2 separate regions of the Homo sapiens genome follow, and region 2 is linked to region 1. A link is a loop called in an ENCODE intact Hi-C map of the cell type or tissue named here. Cell type or tissue: IMR-90. All regions are shown on one strand. Region 1 has its middle 140 kb from the start of CDCA7L. Region 2 has its middle 8.7 kb from the start of SP8.

What was found. Peaks named below come from ENCODE experiments on the same cell type or tissue, not always from the same donor. Only the 100,000 strongest peaks of a DNase experiment are listed, where the experiment ranks them.
Region 2: a loop joins it to region 1, with 9 times the contacts of the local background. A loop is called at or near these places in 11 of 110 quality-filtered maps.

What each region holds. Positions count from the first base shown.
Region 1 is chr7:22,079,177-22,087,176 of GRCh38, forward strand. No RefSeq gene overlaps it. Among named protein-coding and RNA genes, the nearest start is that of CDCA7L, 140 kb to the left of the region's middle. RefSeq lists enhancers at 1-34, 1,051-1,195, 2,555-2,699, 4,556-4,700 and cis regulatory regions at 1,123, 2,627, 4,628. In IMR-90, a CTCF peak has its summit at 3,884; a DNase peak (open chromatin) is centred at 3,865; H3K4me3 peaks cover 1,155 bases; H3K27ac peaks cover 320 bases.
Region 2 is chr7:20,774,231-20,782,230 of GRCh38, forward strand. No RefSeq gene overlaps it. Among named protein-coding and RNA genes, the nearest start is that of SP8, 8.7 kb to the right of the region's middle. RefSeq lists enhancers at 1,906-2,488, 2,489-3,069. In IMR-90, a CTCF peak has its summit at 3,952 (motif pointing right); no DNase peak of the experiment used is centred here; H3K4me3 peaks cover 502 bases; H3K27me3 peaks cover 3,930 bases.

The DNA.
Region 1 (8,000 bases):
CAGGGGTCCCCTTCCACGCTGTGGAAGCTTTGTTCTTTCGCTCTTCACAATAAATCTTGCTGCTGCTCACTCTTTGGGTCCACATCAGCTTTAAGAGCTGTAACACTCACTGCGAAGGTCCGCAGCTTCATTTTTTAAGTCAGCGAGACCAAGAACCCACTGGAAGGAACCAACTCTGGAAGCAATGGAGCTCAATGTAAATAAGTTACAGTAATAGGACAGCTAAGGTGTATAAGATATCAGTATTTTAAGGAGTGATTTATAATGCAACTGTATTATAAGAGATTAATAAACACACCAAGAAAGGAAAGTTTTCACCTTTTAAGAGGAGAAATTTTATTGCACTATGTGACTTTATACTTACCTTATTGTACTGATGCACAGAAATAGAGATTTGGTTGCCAAATATTTTTAATTCTACTGTAAGTTGAATTTTAAATAATAAAAAGTAAAATTAGTAGCCAGGAACAAAACCTAAAATAGGCAGTGGTCTAGCATATGATTGTGACTCTTCTGTTTAATTCTGTAAAATGAAAAAGAAAACCAAATGCTACCTACAACAAAAACACATTTGGAAAAAAACATCATCCTGCCTCAGCCTCCCAAGTAGCTGGGACTACAGGTGCATGCCACTGCACCCAGCTAATTTGTTTTATTTTTAGGATAGCATCTTGCTATGTTGTCCAGGCTGGTCTCAAAAGTCTGGCCTCAAGTTATTCTCCTGCCTCAGCCTCTGCAGTAGCTGGGTTTATAAGTGCAAGCCACACCTATATTTTAAATCTATGTCATACATGAACAGGCACTTTTCAAAAGACACACACGCAGCCAAAAAGCATATGAGAAAAGCTCAATATTACTGGGCATTAGAGAAATGCAAATCAAAACCACAATAAGACAGCATCTCACCCTAGTCAGAATGGCTATGATTAAAAATAAAAAAATAAAAAACAGAAGCTGGTGAGGTTCCAGAGAAAGGGGAACACTTATACACTGTTGGTGGGAGTGTAAATTAGTTCAACCATTGTGGAAAGCAATATGGTGATTCCTCGAAGAGCTAAAAGCAGAACTACCATTTGACCCAGAAATCCCATTACTGGGTATATACCCAGAGGAATATAAATCGTCCTACCACAAAGACACATGCACAGTGTTCACTGCAGCACCATTCACAATAGCAAACACATGGAATCGACCTAATCGCCCAACAATGACAGACTGGATAAAGAAAATGTGGTACATGTATGCCATGGAATACTATGCAGCCATAAAAAAGAATGAGATCATGTCTTTTGCGGGAATACGGATGGAGTTGGTGGCTACCATCCTTAGCAAACTAATGCAGGAACAGAAAACCAAATACCACATGTTCTCACTTATAAGCGGGAGCTGAAGGATGAGAACTCACGAACTCAAGGCAATAACAGACACTGGGGTCTACTTGAGGGAAGAGGGTGGGAGGAGGAAAAGGAGCAGAAAAAAATACCTGTTGGCTTAAGTTATTAATAACTATGGCTTAATACCAGGGTGATGAGATAACCTGTACAACAAACCCCCGTGACAGCAGTTTACCTATATAACGAACCTTCACATTACTCCCAGACCTAAAATAAATGTTAAAAAATAAATAAAGCTATGTCATAGAGGTAAAGTCAACATGTAGAAGTGAAATGTAGCATTGCCAAGCTTTTTTTCCCACAGCTATTTTCCACTGTAAATTCCCTAATAAAAGAACATCCAAGAATCAGAAACCATAACTCATATATTCATTCCCAGATATTTGCCAAATGCCAACACTGAAGATTTAGCAATTTTCACGGCAAAGTCCCTGCCCTCATGGTCTTTATATGGAAGTTTTGGCAAAGGCTCCAAGACAGTAGAAAATACATCCCAAGTGGGAAGGAGTCGTGGAAAAAGGAGAGGAAAGAAAGCCCACTTGCTTGTGTGCCTCTAAAACCCGGAGTACTGATATTGTCTTTATTTATAATTTTGATATTTTGCTTATAATTTTTTTGCATTAATATGGATTTTTTTTAAAAAAACAACATATTAAAACATAATTTATCCTGATTACTGCCTAATATACGTATCCACAGTATAAAATGGTTCTGAGGTTGAGAGTAGGCAGATTTCTTCAGAAGAAGCTGCAACTGTGCTGTGGCTCCTACCTCCTCTACCTCCCACCAGGGAAAGCCCAGACACTTAAAGAAGCTTCAGTAAGATTACTCTAAGGGCTTACTCTGGATGTCCTGTGCTTAGGGGACACAACACACTGGCCCACAGTGATAAATCCAAGGGATGGGCGACTCGGGGGCTGGTCTGCAAACCCAGCCTGGACAAGATTGCATGAATATTTTCTGTGAACCAGAGTGGGGAGGGAACACAGGAGAGGAAGAATTTTTGTAGGGTCACCTTGGGTCCTGTCTGGGAAGATAGCCAGGAGTAACTGGAGTGGTCTTGGCTGGAGGATGACTACATTTCTAGGGGCTGAGGGAGGTAAGGAAGGACTCAGTTCCCCAAGCCTTTCCCCCTGAGAGTTCACACTCCCCGTGAAAGGACTACACAGGGAAGAGTATGTACTCCCGTGACCCAACACTGGCACTTGCTGCATGTGGCAGATCTTTAGTATTACGTTGATGCAAAAGTATTTGCGATTTGCCCATTACTTTTAAAGGCCAAAACAGCAATTACTTTTGCAGCACCATAATACTTTTTTGTTATCGGAGTTCTTGCAGGTAACCACAACCAGCAAGTGCTAGTGTGGGGTCACCACTGAAGGGCAGAACTTTCCAGCTTTGTCACCAGTGCTCCCACCCTGGGCTGCCTTCTGGAAAAGTCAGAAACCTGGGAAAGCAAGAAGGGAAAGGAGGAGGACAGGGCCAAGGACAGAAGGAGAGGAGAAGCTACCGGGACCCCTTCCCTGTCTAAACCCCACCCCCAAGACTCAAGATCAAGGCGAGGAAGATGTGCCTCAATTTAAAGTCAACACTGAAATTTTGACTATAGGACTTGCCTTTCAATTGCAACACGGTCATTGTTTCGTTATTAGAGGTGATTATTTTCATTTTTTAGAAAACCTAAATGTGACCAAAAAGTCCTTATTAGAGGGAAGAACTTAAAAGGACAATGGGTGACAACATTTTTAGATATTGATGAGTGTTATACATAACAATAATATAAGATGGTGGGAATTGTGGAGAGGGAGCGCTTTTCTTGGGTAGTGTGATCAGAAAAGATTATCCGGAAATGACATTTGAGTGGAGGCCTGAATGAGTGGACAGCAGACGCTGCTGAGATGAGGGGGAGTGAGCTATAGGATCAGGAGTGAGAATGGCCACTTTCTGCCCTTCTCAGAGGTAAAATTACGAATGTAATTTCCTAATTACCCGATGAAACATATTTTGAACTAGAACACAGATGTTTGGGAAAACCTCCAGCAAATTGACTTAATCTGATTGATTTTCTGATTTAGTGTTTTTCTAAGCAAGAACTGCACCCGTTGTGACAGAAGAGGCGCTAAAGCTGCAAATTCCTGGGCCTCGACCCACTAGTTCCTAATCAGAAACTCCAGGGTGGAGACGCAGGATCTGCATCCCTGGGATCACACTGCCTTTCGAGAACCATCCACCTGCCAGCTCCAAGTAGGTCGAGGGAGCAGCGGCACCTGGGATCCCACCGGACCGGGAAGAGTCAAATCCAGGTTTCTCCCTGCTTCACCAAAAGGCCCCCTGCCTCCACCGCAACAGGAACAGTCTCTGTCTGGGAACTGCGGTTGCCTAAGGCTCGGTTTGCTCTTCAGCACTCCGGTCCCCCAACACCGCGTCAGGCGGCGCCCAGCCTCCCGGGGACTCGCAGACGCTCACTCCCCAGACCACAGCGACACCTGCCGAGGCCCCGCGGAACCGCGCTGCACAGCAACCCAGCGCGGCGGGGGGAGTGGCCTGGGGCCATTCTCCGGCCCCCACCCCCCGCCCGTGACCACCGTGCGCTGCCAGAGGGGAGGCTGCGGGAATGGCCAGCGAGGTCTCGCAGGGGGACTGGTTGTCTTTTAGGAAATCAAGGGGCCAGCGCCCCCAGTGCCGGCTGGGAGATGCCTTCAGAGTTCGAAGAGAAAAGATGCGACCTTCAATCCGCTCCATTCTCCGTCAGACAGGCCCTGCGGACGGAGCTCCTGCCACCGCTGCAGCCCCATGATGTGTGCTCCTACGCCCCGCCCCGCTGCAGCCCAGCCCACCCCACCCCCATACGGAAATCCTGCAGGAGAAACTGAAACACTAGCGACAGTGGGACATATCCCCGGGAGCAGTTGCGGGAGGGAGAGAAGGAAGGAGCAAAGGGGAAGAGGAAGAGAGAGAGAGAGCTCAAGGGAGCCTTCTTGGAAAGGTTTAACCCGACAGCTTGAAGGCGGCGGGTAGTAAAGCAGCGAACTGGTGAACGGGCGTCCTGACCCGCCACACTTCCCTCACCGACACCCCTCATCCGCGATACCCCACAGGACAGGATGTCCAGCTGCCCTCACTTATCGTGCCCCTGGGCATTTGAGGGGTTCAGAGAGAGAAACGCAGTAACTTATTACCCTCACATGATATATTTTCACTTTCTTCTCCTGATTGTCAGCTCAATTAGATAAGGGACCTTGTGTTTTATTCCGTTGTACCCCGTGCCTGACACATGGTAGCTGCTGGATAGAGATTTCTTCGATGATTGATTATAAAACACACTAATTTAGAGCTTACTATGTTATAAGATCTCCATCTTCAGTGACTCACTTATTCCTCACAAGAAGCCTAGGAGGTAAGGTTTTCCAATAAGGAGAGCCAGGCACCCCATAATGAACGTGCACGGTGTCACATTCCCAGCAAGTGCCGAAGCTGGGGTCAGATTCAGGCAACCTGGCCCAGTGCCCTCACAGTTCATCCGGCCTCCACATGGCCATTTTGTCCATGAATAAATGAATAAGTGAATGAGTGTATGCTAATTTTGATGAGTTGTCTGGGAAAATGTACAGGTTTTGGGGCTGGAAAAAGGTCTTAGTCATGACGGGGACCCTTTCTGATCGAGTGCTGGGGAAGAACTAGAACTCCTGGGGCCCCCAGGCTCTGCTACCTAAGTGCTGCGGAATCTTGCATATGGTCACCAGCCTCTGGTAGCTTATTACTTTGAGCAGTGCTGGTGGTTCTCAAATTTGTCTACATGTTAGAGTCACCCTGATGAGATTTTCTTTAAACCCAGTGGCTCAGGTCACCCCCTCCCCACACTACCTGAAATTAGAATCTTTCGGGGTTAATCCCAGACATCAGTTCAGCTTCAAATTTCTGAAATTTTCCCGGGTGGTTCCAATGTGCCATCAAAGCTGAGGACCTCATCGGTCTTCAGGGAAGCAGGAAATACATTCTTTCTCAAAGGGTGGCCACTGATCCTCTGAGAATCACTGGGTTTGCTTGTTTACAATGCAGATTCCTGGGCCCTGTTTGGATTTACCAAATCCAAATCTTCTGGAATGGGCCAGAAGATCTGCTCAAATGAACAAACAAAACTTCCCAGGTGATTTTTATGGCCATGAAAGTCCAAGAGCTGCTTGGAAAGCTGCTTTCAAAGTCTGGTGTTGTACCAGCAGCAGGACCTGGAACTTGCTAGAAAGGCAGATGCTCTGGCCCCACCCAGCATCTGCGTTTTAACAGCAATCTGTGTTTAATAAGCCCTGCAGGTGACCTTGGGTGCCAAAATTTGAAAACCAGTAACAGGCCTCTGGAATCATACAGCCCTGGGTTCAAATTCCAGCCTGGTCACTCACTAGCTGTATTAGTCTGTTCCTGCACTGCTATAAGGACATACCCAAGACTGACTAATTTATAAAAGAAAGAGTTTTAATTGTCTCATGGTTCTGCAGGGCTGGGGAGGCCTCATGAAGCTTACAATCAAGGTGGATGGGGAAGCAAACACATCCTTCACATGTGGCATGAAAGAGAAGTGCTGAACAAAGGGGGAAAACCCTTATAAGCGATGGTCCTCATAAAACCACCAGATCTCATGAGAACTCACTTACTATCACAAGAACAGCATGGGAAAAACCACCCCGATGATTCGATTACCTCTCTCTGCATCCCTCCTGCAACACATGGGGATTACGGGAACTACAATTCAAGATGAGATTTGAGTGGGGACAAAGCCAAACCATATCATTCCACCCCTGGCCCCTCCCAAATCACATGTCCTCACATTTTAAAACACAATCATGCCTTTCCAACAGTGCCCCAAAGTCTTAGCTCTTTCCATAATTAATCCAAAAGTCCAAGTTCAAAGTCTCATCTGAGACAAGGTAAGTTTCTTCCTCCTATGAGCCTGTAAAATCAAAAGCAAGTTAGTTACTTCCTAGATACAATGGGAGTACAGGCACTGGGTAATTATACCCATTCCAAATGAGAGAAATTGGCCAAAACAAAGGGGCCAGAGACACCATGCAAATCTGAAATCCAATAGGGCAGTCATTAAACCTTAAAGTTCCAAAATGATCTCCTTTGACTCCATGTCTCACATCCAGGTCACACTGATGCAAGAGGTGGGTTCCCACGGCCTTGGGCAGCTCCACCTGTGTGGTTTTGCAGGGTATTGCCCCCTCTTCCTGGCTGTTTTCACAGACTGGTGCTGAGTATCTGTGGCTTTTCCAGGTACATGGTGCAAGCTGTTGGTGGATCTACCATTCTGGAGTCTGGATGATGGTGGCTGTCTTCTCACAGCTCCACTAGACAGTGCCTTAGTAAGGACTCTGTGTGGAGGCTCTGACCCCACATTTCCCTTCCTCACTGCCCTAGCAGAGGTTCTCCATGAGTGCTCCACCACTGCAGCAAACTTCTGCCTGAACATCCTGGCATTTCCATACATCCTCTGAAATCTAGGCAGAGGTTCCCAAACCTCAATTCTTGACGTCTGTGTACCTGCAGGCTCAACACCACATGGAAGGTGCCAAGGCTTGGGGCTTGCACCCTCTGAAGCCACAGCCTGAGCTGTACTCTGGCCCCTTTTAGCCACAGCTGAAGCGGCTGGGATGTAAGGCACAAAGTCCCTAGGTTGTACACAGCAGGGGTCCCTGGACCCAGCCCAGGAAATGATTTTTCCCTCCTAGGCCTCTGGACCTGTGATGGGAGGGACTGCCATGAAGGTTTTTGACATACCGTGGAGACCTTTCCCCATTGTTTTGGAGATTAAAATTTGGCTCCTCATTACTTATGCAAATTTCAGCAGCAGGCTTGAATTTCTCCCCAGAAAATGGGTTTTTCTCTTCTATTCCATGTTTAGGCTGCAAACTTTCCAAACTTCTATGCTCTGCTTCCTCTTGAATGCTTTGCTGCTTAGAAATTTCTTCCACCAGATACCCTAAATCACCTCTCTCAAGTTTGAAGTTCCACAGATCTCTAGGGCAGGAGCAAAATGCTGCCAGTCACTTTGCTAAAACATAGCAAGAATCACCCTTATTCCAGCTCCCAACAAGTTCCTCATTTTCATCTGAGACCACCTCAGCCTGGACTTTATTGTCTATATCACTATCAGCATTTTGGTCAAAGTCATTCAACAGGTCTCTAGGAAGTTCCAAATTTCCCCACATTTTCCTGTCTTCTTCTGATCCCTCCAAACTGTTTCAACCTCTTCCTGTTACCTAGTTCCAAAGTTGCTTCCACATTTTTGGGTATCCTTATAGGAGCACCCCACTCTCTGTGGTACCAATTTACTGTATTAGTCTGCTGTCATGCTGCTATAAGGACATACGTAAGACTGTGTAATTTATAAAGGAAAAAGGTTTAATAGATTCATGGTTCTGCAGTGCTGGGGAGGCCTCAGGAAACTTACAATCATGACGGAAGGGGAAGCAAAGGCATCCTTCAGTTAGCAGCAGGAAGAAGAAATGCAGAGTGAAGGAGGGAAAGGCCCCCTATAAACCCATCAGATCTCATGAGAACTCACTCACTATCATGAAAATAGCATGGGGAGAACCTCCACCATGATTC
Region 2 (8,000 bases), 1.3 Mb before region 1:
AAGTTTACTTAAAAACTGAAGGGAAAAAGAATATGCCACTGCTTTTGCAGCATAAAATAATAAAAGTAGTTCCAAACCCCTTCATGGACATAAATTATTAATACTATTTCTTTACAGCAGGGATCTATTATACCTCTATTGTGAAAGTAATATTTTCTCTACAAAACAACAAGCAGAACTTCAAGAATGAAAAGTTCACCAAATCTGATTTTCCTGGATATACATACTAAAACACTTAGTGAACACATCACTAAGCAATGCATTTCAAATTTAATAATTACATATGAAATGAATTATTAATATATCATATGCTTTCTACTGAAAACTATACAGTATTTGTAGCCAAAATATTTACGAGGTTGTTTTAATGATCTCTGTTCATTGCTATGACAACATTCAATTGTGAAACTCACTAAAATATGTCAATACTGAGGACACAGGAAGTATAATGTATATGGACCTTAAACTTAACCACTGCAGTTTTAAGTCAAATAGTTATTTACTGGAGAAACAGCAAAAGTTACTTTGCCTCATAGTAAAAAGCCACTGAATTGTCATCTATAAAAACTTTCTTTTCTTAAAGTTTTGGGAGAAATATAATTTAATGTTATAAAAAATATTTTGCCCTAAATAAAAGTTTCATTTATCTATAGAAAAAGTCTGTGTAAATTCTGTTAAAGAGAATATATAACTCAATAATATTTTTAAAGCTAAATAACGTGAATGTCTTTTAAACACATTTCCACCTGGTACTAGCTCCCCTCCCCACCTCCCTGCAATAAGGCCATTGTTTGTTAAATTGAAAGGGGAAAGACCTGCTTAGAAAAAAAATAATAATCATAAGAGATAGGCATGTAAGAGAAAAATGAAGCATTGATCAGTGTACAAGAATGAGCACAAAACTTCCTGAAATGATGGAAACCTGATGATAGGGTGCCACATAATTAGGGACATTAAATTGGGTGCAAAATTGGGCAGTACAAATCCTTTATTTTCAGTTGAACTAGACAATCACTTGAACTTTAGGGGAAAAAAGAAAAAGATCTACTTTCTTTCTTCTATTTCAGCGCTTAAAATGGAGTAGCTAAAAAACTTAAAGCTGGAAGGATTGGTTCCCCCAAAGATGTAAAGATAACCCAAGGTGAAAGATTAAGGGTTTTTCAACATTCGCACAGATTTCAGGGTAAAATGAGCATAATGTAAATCAACTTATTGTTTGAGCCCTTTCAAATTAGTTGCCAAGAGAGGAGTGAAAACTTGGTAAGCAGGCTCCAGTTTCTGTGTGTTGATTTGGAAATCTTAAAGCTTGAGGGAGCTCAATTCATTTAAAGGAAGACATGTAAAGGGACAAAAAGTAAACAATGAAAATGCTATGCGATGAAGCACTAAAGTGAATGGGGGTATAGAGGATTTTTTAAAAAAACAAAACAATAAAGAGTCCATTGTGCTTTTAAATTACAATTTTAGAGAGTTCTTTAAGGGTCTGATTTTCTTTTGAGTATCAAAATGTCATGACCCATTTACAATATCCAAACTGTTGATGCTGTTTTTTTTATCTAGGTTGGAGGGAAATTAAATATAAATTGATATCTCCAAGAATTAAGTCCACATTTTCTAATAGGCAGGTGGCTATTTTGAGTGAAGCAGCCAAGGCATTTTGCCTTTTAACCTTCCTGCATGGAAAGTCAATTTCTCAACTGCAACTAGATACCTTCAGAACACTAATGATCAAATCTTATCCCTGCAGCAACTTCGGGTCCGGACTCTCCTCAGGAATCAAACCAAAAAGCACTATTTCACTAAAAGAAGTGAAGATAGTTGGCCAGACTAAATCCAGGTATTTGGACATAAATCTCAGGTGGCTCATCTGCCTTTTCCCAGGAAAATGCGGCCCCAGCTTTCATCAGTGTGTGCTTTGTCTTGATAGAAATGCATAATCATCAAAGCTAAGTATTTTTTTTACCTCAAATATAAGATCCTTTAGCACTGATTTTAAAAGTATTCGTAAACCACTTATAAACTACGAATGAAAAAATAAAGGACGACACAGATTTGTAGGGGCAAGAAAGGTGAGTAGGGAAGGACTAGATCATCTGCATCGAGATTTGAAAGACACTTGTGGCTTACTTGCAAAGCTTCTTTTAGCATTGAGCGTACGAGGGAAATTCTGTTCTTGATGACAGCGCAGTGGGAATTCCCACTCCAACAACCCATGAAATGTTACTGCATAATTATTCACCTTCTGAGGCCCATTACGACTTATCAGCAGAGAAAGAAATTTAATTTAAACTCACCCCTCTGTGCTAAAGAATGACTGGGACATGAGATCAAAGCGCGAAGCTCTGTCCTCCAGTGGTTTGCAACACCTAGGCACAATAGGGTGAGAGAACGCGGCATTCCAGCGCTTCCCAGCTTTCCGGACCCCGGAGAGAGGGGGTGGGGGTGTGGGCTCACATCGCCGGCTGGCTTGAGGGAGGAGAGTGGTGGCGGCTCCGGAGGTGGACGTGTCAATTATATCCTGGAGCTCCGGGAAGCCAGATTGCTTCTACCGGCGGCTGCAGGGGCTTGCAAGCGAAGATAGGCGGCCCTCCTTCCTTCCCCACTGTGGGGGATTGGGGTCAGTGGAGCCCGTGGATTTAGCCACGAGGGGACATGACTGGAGCCCTGTCACGCGCAGGTGTGCGTCTCCGAGAGCTCTTTCAATATAAGTGCGGGAGAAGATTTATGCTGCAGCCTCATCACAGGATGCCTTAAATGCATGTACATAGTGCGTATCTAACCACCCATAAAAGCCAAGTTTAATCCTTGGCATGTCTCGAGAATACAAAGTGGAACCCACAGATCCGAACCTGTGCGATGACTTCCAAGACCAGAAGGCCTAAGACCTAGAGGCGCCTAAAAGAGTCAGGGGGTGGGGCTGGGGAAAGGTTTACCAGGAGCCAGCTCCTTTCCTCAGGCAGCCCGGGGAGAGGCAGGTACATTCTCCAAATAAAGACCTTTAAGCGGAGCATGACGCTCTTCTCCGAAGGGTTGATCTATCTTGATCTCCTTTCAGATGTCACCAGAATAGGGACCTTCAGAATGTTGGTAGCAGTCCCCAAAGACCCAGAGGCCCAGAGTCGGGAGAGAAGAGCATTGGGAAGGAAGCCCATGAGAGGTTGTTGGGTTTTGGGTGCAATGCAGTAGAGTTCTGTTCAACAGGTTCAGTGATTCTACATCTGTGTCCATCCACCTATCTATCCATCACTTTTTCTGTTAGTCCCAGGGTAGCTAAACTTTTTTGATATCCTGAAACTAAAAAGCGCAGAGTTTTCACAGCCAGTCACACTTAATTGCGCCTTCTTTATGATAACAGTGTGGGGAAATGTGGGCAAGTTCCTTCACTCGTCGAGTCTGCCAACCCCATGATAAAATGACAAGAATAAATCTTGCCACCTATGGAGGACGCTGCACTTTGACGTCGCTGGGGAGAGGAGGCGGGTGCGAGTGAACACAAAGCAGTTTGGCCAAGAAAAGAGCACAGGAGGTGAAGAAAGGCAGGCAGTCGTGGGCCAGGACAGAGAGAAAGCTGAACAAGTTCAGGAAGAAGAATCTGAGTCTGTCCACGCCGCAGCAGCCTCCGGTGGCACGGGCAGAAAGATCAAGCGCGGCACCCCGTGACAGGATGGGACAGATTCCCCGGGCTCCGAGGCCCTAGGATGGCGCAGGGCAGCGGGCTGGTGCGGGAAAACTACAGAGCAAGCGAGGGAGGGAAGCGAAGGCAGGGGAATCCCTCACCCCGTCCGGCCCGAGTGTCTTTTGAGAGCCCACAGGCGAGCGGGGCGGGGGGAGGCTCCCCGCGCATTCCCACCGTGGGTTTGCCCAAGGTCAGAGGCCCGGGACTGGCGGGGCGGGTCTGGCCGGCATTGCCCGCGCTGAGCGCGCTGCAGAACGGGAGCAGGGCACAGGGTGGCGCTCGCTGTCCGTGCAGCGGGCGGAGGCGGCCGCGGTGCCTTTGTGTGCGGTGGGCGCGGCGATGGGCTGCTCCGGCCCGCAGCCCGAGGGGAGCGGCGGGCCCGGGCCGGGGCCAGGGCTCGCGGGGAGACCCCAGACCACCACCTCACTCTTCGCTGCTACGTGCAAGCGGACCGTGCGGATCGCCAGTTCGGAACCCTCCCCGGGAGGGCCCCGGGGTCTTTCTCAATGTACTGGGCACTTCGAGGAGCTGGGAAGAGGAAAGCGGAGGGTAGCGTTTAGAAAGGGAGGGAAATCCTCCCAGGCTCAAAACCTCTCGCAGAATTCATTCGAAAAGAGAACGAAGGGAACTTTGGGCAGGCCGGACCTCGGCTCAGCGCCCTGCGAGAGAAGCAGAGGTCGCTGCCAGCGTTTCCTCCCGCGCAGCAAGAAATTGGTGCCTGAGAAGCAAAGTTGAGGAATGGGCTTTTTAAAAGCGGCAGCCCCAGGCCGGGCGCGGTGGCTCACGCCGGTAATCCCAGCACTTTAAGAGGCCGAGGCTGGCGGATCACCTGAAGTCAGGAGTTCGAGACCAGGCCAACATGGTGAAACCGGTCTCTACTGAAAATGCACAATTAGCCGGGCGTGGTGGCGGTCGCCTGTAATCCCAGCTACAGGGGAGGCTGAGGCAGGAGAATCGCTTGAACCCGGAAGGCGGAGGTTGCAGTGAGCCGAAATTGCGCTGTTGCACTCCAGCCTAGACAAGAGCGAAACTCCATCTCAAAAAAAAAAAAAAAAAAAAAAAGCAACATTTCCGGTAGATGGACTTTCAAAAACGGTACTAGAATACCAGGAAAAAGCGACAGCTTGTAGCGGGGCTTTATTCCGAGTTCTAGGTCACCTCAAGCCCTCCCCGCTGTCCCTAGAGCTCTCCCACTGTTCGTTAGGAACCAAAGCAAAATGTATAAGGCTGCTTTCCTCACCGCCAAGAGACTCCGCAGAAAATTAAATTAAATTAAACATGCGCCGAGGGACTAGGGAAAAATAGATCCCCCCTCCCCGCCGCTGCAGCAAATCAACATTTCTGCTCACAGGGAGAGCAGCGAATCTAAAGACATGGCCACTGACGCGCATCCCCTTAAACCGCAGCGGCTAGGGTCCAGGATGGCAAGGAATTAGCGGCTTTCCTTTAATCCGGAAGCAGGGAATAAACAGGGAGAAAATTCTGAATCTTATTTTTAAAATAACATCAACTATTTATATTGAGCAGTCTTCAAAAGATGCCACCCAAAACCAAAGCCCTGACTTTAAAATGGGTACAGCATTACTATATTTCGATTCCTTACTTTAACACCATTTTCTTGAAATACAGGCACAGAATTGATCTTCTGCGCCATTTTTTAAAAAGGAGGGAGATTGGGAGGGAGAGAAGGAGGAAGAAAGGAAGGAAGGAAGCAACTGCAGAAACCATACTTTTAAAAAGAGAGAGAAGGATAAAGATGTTGGTAATATCTGGGTTTTTCTTAGGAGTGTAAAGAGAAATAATGCCTGTTTGGACAGAAGCAGCAAAAATCAGTAGTAAAATGAACAACCACAGTTTATTCAAAATACCTGCATCAAATCAATCCCTTTTTGAGGCTGTTTGTACAAAACACTGAGCAAAATTCTTAAATTCTTCATGATAATATTTATCTTTACCATCTTAGCAAACAGATAATAATCAAATCCACACTTTTTTCCCCCTTTTTCTGCCTTAATTTATCAGCCAAAAAGATCATCTGACCTTTGAGCAATCCTCTACAATATTTATTTTTAAAAAAATTCCTCTACAAGCCTTCTGTAGCATTCCATTTAATAACCTCACCAAAAGATCCATGAAGATGAAAATGATAGCAAAATTATCGATCTGCCTACTTAGGAGTCCAGTCTCATCACCTGCTTGTCTTTAAATTTTAATTTCAGTATTCTCTAACCAAAGGAAGCCCAGTTGAGAAGTTATGCCAAGATTCCGGTAGGAGCAGGGCGGAAGGAAGGCAAACCCATTCAGGAGCTTTTTCCAGCATCAGTTGTTCTGAGAGGAAGTCATCATATTGGTTTAAATTAAGTTTCTTACATAAAATATTTCAGTTGGTAATCCAGCCTCAACAAATCACAGTTACACATATCTCAGTGAAAGAGATCATCCACAAAGAGAGAAGGTGAGGAAGGAAGGAGCCAAAAAAGGAGAAAGCAGGATAGGGAAGAAACATTCAAGTTTGTAGAAGAGATGAGGTAGGAAATGGAAATGGTTGGATTGGCAGCCCTTTCCAGACTCTGGAGGGTGGGCTGATATATGCTGGCCTGACTTCTGGGTCAACAACTAGTTTAACTCTATCTTGATCTGCCAGACTGGAAGCTTGTCCCTTGGTTCAAAGTGAGACCTGGCCTTTGACTTCACTTGAGTGAGCCTCCAGCTACTGCCAGGAAGTGCTTTATCAGGGACAAAACAGGAACAAAAAAAAAAAAAAAATCACAATTTGGTACCTCATCTTCTGTTTTCCCAAAAGAACCCTGCCCACCCTGCAGAAAATTAAGCTAGAAATACTGTTCCATAACCACCAAAACAAACCAAGCAAAGCTAGAAGGGTGAGGAGCCAGAAGGAAGAAAGGGAAAGTTTGCACATCTGTACAGCAGAAAAAATGTCCCCCTTCAATCACCCCAAAGAAATCTTCTTCCAGACAATATTTCTCCTTGTCATAACCCACCTCTTAAATCAATGTTGATTCTGCATGTAATGCAACTGATATTATAAATGTACCAAGCAGCTTTCCTCTTACCTGCCACTACATTTAACTCCTTCAGAACCGCTCTTTCCGAATCCCTCAGCATTGCAACTTTCAATAAAAAAGAAACAACACTTAAACTGTGTTCTGCTTGTTATCCTAGGAAGAAAGTGACAGAAAGAAACTATTTTACTTTTAAAATCCATTATTTAGAACTATAGTATACCAAAGAATCAGAGTTAACTTGTTTGTCTAGAACCATAGAGACTGGAGGCCTCAAATACCTGCATAGACAGCAGGATTAAAGGTGTCACCTACTTGGACACGAGCTATATTATTCTAAAACATCTTTTATCCCTAATTGCTTTTTCCTCTCAATTTACAGTGCTCATAGCACTTTGTATTTTCACTTGCTTCTATGCATTATAATTACCATATATAGATTTCAATGGAAAATTTTTCAGTTCAAGATGTATACCAAGACTATACTTAGGGTGGGGAGATTGCAAACAGAAATAAAGAAGCTAAACTTGTAAGAATCCAAACACACTAACTTTTTATTCAATTTGATTCAAAATAATAATATTAATCTAATAGTGAAATAGTGATATAACATCAATCAACATTTAGAGTATTTTATGTTTCAAAGTATGGCTCAGGAACACCCATTGCTAAATGCACTTAGACATAACAAGACAGTATTTTTTATTGGCATCATTGACACCTATGAACAATAGCCTAGTAAATAGATTAAGGTTTAACCTTCCTTTTCTTTGGTGGCTGTTTAGAGACTTTAAAAGAACAGATAACTCATTTCAACAGGAATCTACTACTGATATTTACCTCTACATAATCTTTAGCTAAGACTTGGAATGCCAAAAACAAGCTTTTGTTAGCTTGACCTCCTCCACCTCCTAACAACAAAAGTTATCCCCAAACCCATGTTTTTATTTTAGATGTATTGATCTTCCAATGTAAGGCTTGGCCTTTTAAATACTAATGCAATCAATGGCCAACAACCTGACTCCTTCTGGAGACTGAGAAGGAAAGAGAATGGTGAAATTTCTTTGAATTGTGACTTAGTACAAATTTTAAGAGGTCAGTAAATCCTGATGCTATGAGCTAAATCTACTGGTAAATAATCAATTACATTCCTTAGACACTATAATCTTTATCTTGGTAAACAGAGAAAACACAGCTTTGCCAAATAGATCTTTCCATCTAACATCTTAAAGGTAATTATTTAAATATTACCACAAACAAGGATATATTTTGTTTAAATTAGACAATTAACTGAAGATAAA